2 separate regions of the Homo sapiens genome follow, and region 1 is linked to region 2. Evidence: chromatin loops called from intact Hi-C (ENCODE). Cell type or tissue: prostate gland. All regions are shown on one strand. Each heading gives the region's core, and the rest is flanking DNA. Links, peaks and the distances in the headings are about the cores only.

Region 1 (2,930 bases), core at 186-2,685, 130 kb after region 2:
AAACATAAGGACCATGACATTCTTAAATATTTATAAATACTGACTATTCCTAAGTATCAATAAATACCCAATATATTAGCAGTTTCAGCATAATACCCCATCATATGCAATTTGAAAACAGAGCAAAATTGGTCAACTGGTTAGTCAAATAAAAGCTAATCATTAACAAGTTCATTTTTTTTTTACCTTTTTACTACAATAAGCAACAAATGCAAATAAAAATGTGTAATTATGATATATAATAAAAATAAAAACAAATATAGTAAGCAACCAATACTGTGAAACCTAATATATGAGTATATGAGAAGCACTTTTGCATTCCTAGAAATATGATTCTTGGCATTTATTTTGACATTGCCATATATTTTTTAAAGTAATCGCTGATTTCTTCAGCTCCTGGACATAGGCAAACATAAAATTATTTTCTTATGGTTTTAAAATTAAAATGGTTCTAAAACTAATGCACAATTGGAATATAAGAATAATTTCTGGGGGGAGGATGGTCCATACTGCATATAAATCACCAATAACTTACACAAAGAAGTAAAATGTAGCTTTCCCTAATTAGATTTGGAATTATCTTGGCTTTCAAAAATTGCAATGTTTAAAATGAACCAAAATCTTAATTGATTTCTCTGGTGATTCTGAACACAGAAATTTGATCTAGAACCTCTTCTTGGAACATGAAATATGAAATCAACAATCTATATACCTATCTATATTAAATCTCACATATAAATATATGCATATATTTTTATAACTTTCATTAGGATAAATATTGTAAGATAAAAATCAAACCTACTTTATACAAAAAAATACACTAAACATGGCAGGTTTTGCCATGTAGGTTAACATTGATCTAAACTCAAGTACTATACTATATATTCTAAATTTTAGACACTAATGGAGTATAGGAGGGGCTATCAAGATTATTTATATAAAGAACTGGAAGATGTTAATACCACTTCAGCAGTGGATGTATGGTTTTCATTATTTTGCTCAGTGTAATAATAAAGTAAGTGTCCATTACCTGAGGCATAGTGACTGGGCAGTAGCAGGAAGGTGGCCTGGGAATGTATGGAACAGTGGGGAAGGCTGGTTTTAGGAATGATTACATGCTGTGGATGACTGTGCTCATCAAAAATGCATATTTACTAATGTTATTTTCACCATAGCCTCATAAACAAAATGACATACCACTCTTTATAACAGTCTACTAGATATCTATAATACAAACTTTGGAATGAGAAAAGCACACTCAAAATGGGCTTCAGACAAAATGCTTATCCTTATGAAAATGGTAAAATAATTGGGAAATAGAGATAATTCTGGAAAACAGAAATGCTTACAATAAAGGTATATAGCAAATTAATTAACTAAACACAATTTCAGGAGCAGGAGTTAACATTTAACGTTTGAAGGAGAGTTTGTTTACTTTTGCTTTTAATTGCAATGGTTTAGTAAAGTGGTGGAGACAATAAATCACATTTACAAAATCAGAGTTCAACTTATACTTGGATCTCTAGTGGCTATTTTTATGTAATTATTGTTTCAGTGGAATAGCCAATGAAGATTTTGGTTTCTTTTAAATATATTACAACAATTATATAATATTTCGTATATCAAACATATAAAATGTTTGAAAGCCAGAATAATATTCATTGTCTGAGAAGCTCCACTTCTGTTTCTCTTTTTTTCAAATGTTAGATAATTTATTTGTAATATGGACTAGAAGGTCATTCTGGACATATGCTTCAATACATACATATCCCTAAGTCTGTGCCAGGAACCCAGAATGAATTTGCTTGAGACTAGACCACCAGCACTCAGGGGCTCAGGCCACGGCTGTCTCATCCATTTCTGCCATGGACACAGTGTTGTCCCCACTGCCTGGCACACAGAAGATGCTAATGAGTACTGGTGGAAACAGAAATCTCCACCCCAATAAAGGCTCCAGTTTTGTTGAGAAATAGCTTTTACATTTATTCAGGGCTTCCTGTTAATTTGCATATAAAAGCAAAAGTGAAATTTAGTGAGCCTGCAGAGATATAGTAGAGATCCCCAAAATGTAATATATATATACACATTCTTTTTTTCTTAAAAAATATACTATATCTTATGTTAGAAATATATACACTTTGGTGTTTATGGGTAAAATTATATGATGTCTTGAATTTGCTTTAAAAGATTATAGCAAAAAAAAGCATGTCTGTGAGGAACAGATGAAACAGTGGCAAAATATTAATAACTGGTAGATCTGGGTGATAGGTACTTAGAGGTTCTTCATACTCTTATCTGTGCTTTATGTGGTTTGATAATTTCAATAAGGGCAAAATAAAGATATTTTCAACTATCAAAACTACTGTATAAGATCATTGGATATTTTGCAAAGATCTGCAGACTACATGATGTTGTAATAGTGAAAAGTTGGGAAGAACTGAAGTGTCTATCAATAGGGGACTAGTTAAATACAGAAACCCACATACAACAAGATGCTATGCAAACAATAAAAAGAAACTGTCAAGTGAAAAAGGAGGTTCCACAGCAGTAAGTAGAGCTGATTTCATGGTCACAGGAGTGTGAGAGGCATCTGGAAGAGTGTTCATCCTATATTCAGAATGCTCATCTCTGCAAAGAGAAATTACAGATGGTTTTTTACTTTTTTCTTGAAACTGCTCTGTACTACTCAAGTATAGGAGTATGTATTAATTTTATATTTAGGGGAAATTATTTTCTATAATGATTCCTGTTATTGGGAGCTAAATAATATATACACGTGGACATAGAGTGCAGAATGATAGAAAGAAGAGTAGGGCGTTGACAGATAGAAGAAGGGAGGGGGGGTGAATGATGAGAAATTACTTAATCAGGTACAATGTACATTATTCCAATGATGAATACACTAAAAGCCCTGACTTTACCCCTACAAT
Region 2 (2,930 bases), core at 259-2,758:
CTTTGTTCCCTGCTGTCTGTCATTCTGCTGCTTCCAGTTTCTACTTGGATACTTTGTTTCCCACATCTCAGGTTGAAATTTCTCAAAAGAGAGCCTGTGATTCATTTAGCAAGTTATCATTAGAACTAAACTTCCCCAGCTGGGCAGGATGCTCACTCCAGGCTCCCTCCAGGCCACCAGAGCCACTGGCCCAATCCCACATGCTGATGGCTGCCTTTGGGTCTGGTGCCCACCTGGCAGAACCGCACAGCACACAGTGCAGCCATCTGTGCTTGGGGACCCCCTAGAGCAGTGTGGGCATGGAGGGCCTTCTGGGACTTGTCCCAGGACACGGGCTGCACAGCTGGCACACCCCACAGGGCCTGTGGGACAGCCCAGCTCACTGGACACATGGCAGGACAGGCCTTTTGGCCATTTTCACTGGCTCACTAGGGAAAGTGCGGGAAAGAAGCAAGCAGCAGGAGGCAGAAGGTTCCCGTGCCTTCTTTCCCCACAGTTTTGGGATCAGGTTGGGACTCTCTCTCTGCATTGTAAAAACAGAGCTATTTTTATCCTTAAGTTAAAAGCTGCCGCTGGACTCAGTGCATGCTTCTTGATTCCATGGTCCCCAGGCAGCATTTTTATCCAAGAATCTAGAGGGGCCAACCTGGGCAGAGAAGTTCAAGTAGGCAGTTAAGAAGATGCAAACAAGCATACAGAATTAAGCCCTTAAAGTCTTGTAAATCACTACTTTGAAGGAACTCCAATTATTCCCATGACTACCCTCCACCCAAAACAGCAGCAGCAGCAGCAAAACCTAGTCTAAACATTTTCTATGAGTACTTCTTGCTCTCTGGTTCAGAACAATTATATAATACCTTAACTCTAAGTATGTTAAAGAAAGTTAATTTAATGAATTCAAAAAATTGGCTGCAATCTCCTCCAATTCAGTGAAATCTTTCTGCACTATGCCACAGATTTTCACATTCAAAAAGCTCAAAAGAGCTTCAAAACATAAGGCATCGCTTTTTCCACTAGTACTTACAGGCTTTTTACAAAGGTCAATAAAAACATCATGGAGGCCGGGCGCGGTGGCTCACGCCTGTAATCCCAGCACTTTGGGAGGCCGAGGCGGGTGGATCATGAGGTCAGGAGATCGAGACCATCCTGGCTAACAAGGTGAAACCCCGTCTCTACTAAAAATACAAAAAATTAGCCGGGCGCGGTGGCGGGCGCCTGTAGTCCCAGCTACTCGGGAGGCTGAGGCAGGAGAATGGCGTGAACCCGGGGAAGCGGAGCTTGCAGTGAGCCGAGATTGCGCCACTGCAGTCCGCAGTCTGGCCTGGGCGACAGAGCGAGACTCCGTCTCAAAAAAAAAAAAAAAAAAAAAAAAAAAAAAAAAAAAAAAAAACATCATGGAATGAGAGTAAATCTCAATGTGGCTGTGGTTAGTGGTTAGATCTGTCGTTCTGGTTTTTTGTCCTGTGCTGTCATGTCTGCGCCTTCCGGACAGTATGTTCTCTGTTTTACTGCCGTTATTTTTAGCCATACATATATTTTTTTTACTAGAGATAGAGTTTGGCTGCCATGTGTCTGAATAGGAGTCTTGTGATCAGCTTAACACTGCGTTTTTCTTTTTTAACGTTTGTCTTTTAGAGATGCATTACTGTTGATGTGTTAGTGTGGCACATAGATTTTCAAAATATGACATTTTGAAAGACTGTTCTGAAATATCACTGTACGTCATGCCAGCACAAAGCACCAGCCAACACCGAACTTTGACCTCAAATACTGAACTAGCCACATGCCTGGCTCCATATGAATTTGAAGAGTAAGTGAATAAATGAATGGGTGGATGAAGCTATTCTTTCTTTGCTTCTTTCCTTCTCTGCTTCAGATCTTCCTCTCAAGCAGGTTTATAGCTGCAGGAAAGTTACCATGCTTTCTCTTCCCCCAACTCTTCCCACACTGGCAAGCAGAATTATATATATACAGTGAGAGTACATATATAAAATATGTATTGGCCAGGTGGAGTGGCTCACGCCTATAATCCCAGCACTTTGGGAGGTCAAGGCAGGCAGATCACCTGAGGTCGGAAGTTCAAGACCAGCCTAACCAACATGGAGAAACCCATCTCTACTAAAAATACAAAACTAGCTGGGTGTGGTGGTGCATGCCTGTAATCCCAGCCACTCGGGAGGCTGAGGCAGGAGAATCACTTGAATCTGGAAGGTGGAGGTTGCAGTGAGCTGAGATCATGCCGTTGCACTCCAGCCTGGGCAACAAGAGTGAAACTCCATCTCAAAATATATATATATATATATATATATATATGTATTATCTATGTGTATATGTACACATATGTGTATTTATATATATTTATGTAGACTATAAAGGTTTGAGACTCAAGATTATAGTTACTTATAATCTGAGACTGCACATCTGAATAAATGCATAAAACTACTTTTGCAGGTTATAAGTGCCTATAGGCAATCTAATTCTATCCAAGGCAAAAAATAAGTATAATCCCTGACCCCAGCAAAACTGCAACACAGTCCAAAATTTCTGCCATATGTACAGTCCTTGGACATAAGGAAAGAAAGCCCCTTCCTCGATTCATGTACAGGTTTTGAGATGCTGGACCAATCGCCAGCTGGGTGTGACAGCTGTTTAAATAGCCTTCACATGGTTCTACGTTTTCAGGTATACTTGAATTGAATCTTTAGATCGTATATGAAACTAAATTATGGTAACTTCCCTTGAGGTTTCTTGCAGTCATTAAATCGAAGAAAAATGCAGAAACGCCCTTTAAAAAATACCGTTCAGTCCAGGTGTGGTGGCTCATGCCTGTAATCCCAGCACTTTGGGAGGCCTAGGTGGGTGGATCACCTGAGGTCAGGAGTTCGAGGCCAGCCTGACCAATATGGTGAAACCCCGCCTCTACTAAAAAT

The links. Hi-C counts contacts between places; a loop is a spot of excess contacts. Peaks named below come from ENCODE experiments on the same cell type or tissue, not always from the same donor. Only the 100,000 strongest peaks of a DNase experiment are listed, where the experiment ranks them.
Region 1: a loop joins it to region 2, with 4 times the contacts of the local background. A loop is called at or near these places in 96 of 110 quality-filtered maps.

What each region holds. Positions count from the first base shown.
Region 1 is chr18:74,356,179-74,359,108 of GRCh38, reverse strand. C18orf63 (chromosome 18 open reading frame 63) reads right to left here. Exons shown (of 14, transcript NM_001174123.2): 14 at 1-2,628. Among named protein-coding and RNA genes, the nearest start is that of C18orf63, 42 kb to the right of the region's middle. In prostate gland, for the core only: no CTCF peak of the experiment used is centred there; no DNase peak of the experiment used is centred there.
Region 2 is chr18:74,483,663-74,486,592 of GRCh38, reverse strand. No RefSeq gene overlaps it. Among named protein-coding and RNA genes, the nearest start is that of CNDP2, 11 kb to the left of the region's middle. In prostate gland, for the core only: no CTCF peak of the experiment used is centred there; a DNase peak (open chromatin) is centred at 1,483; H3K27ac peaks cover 761 bases.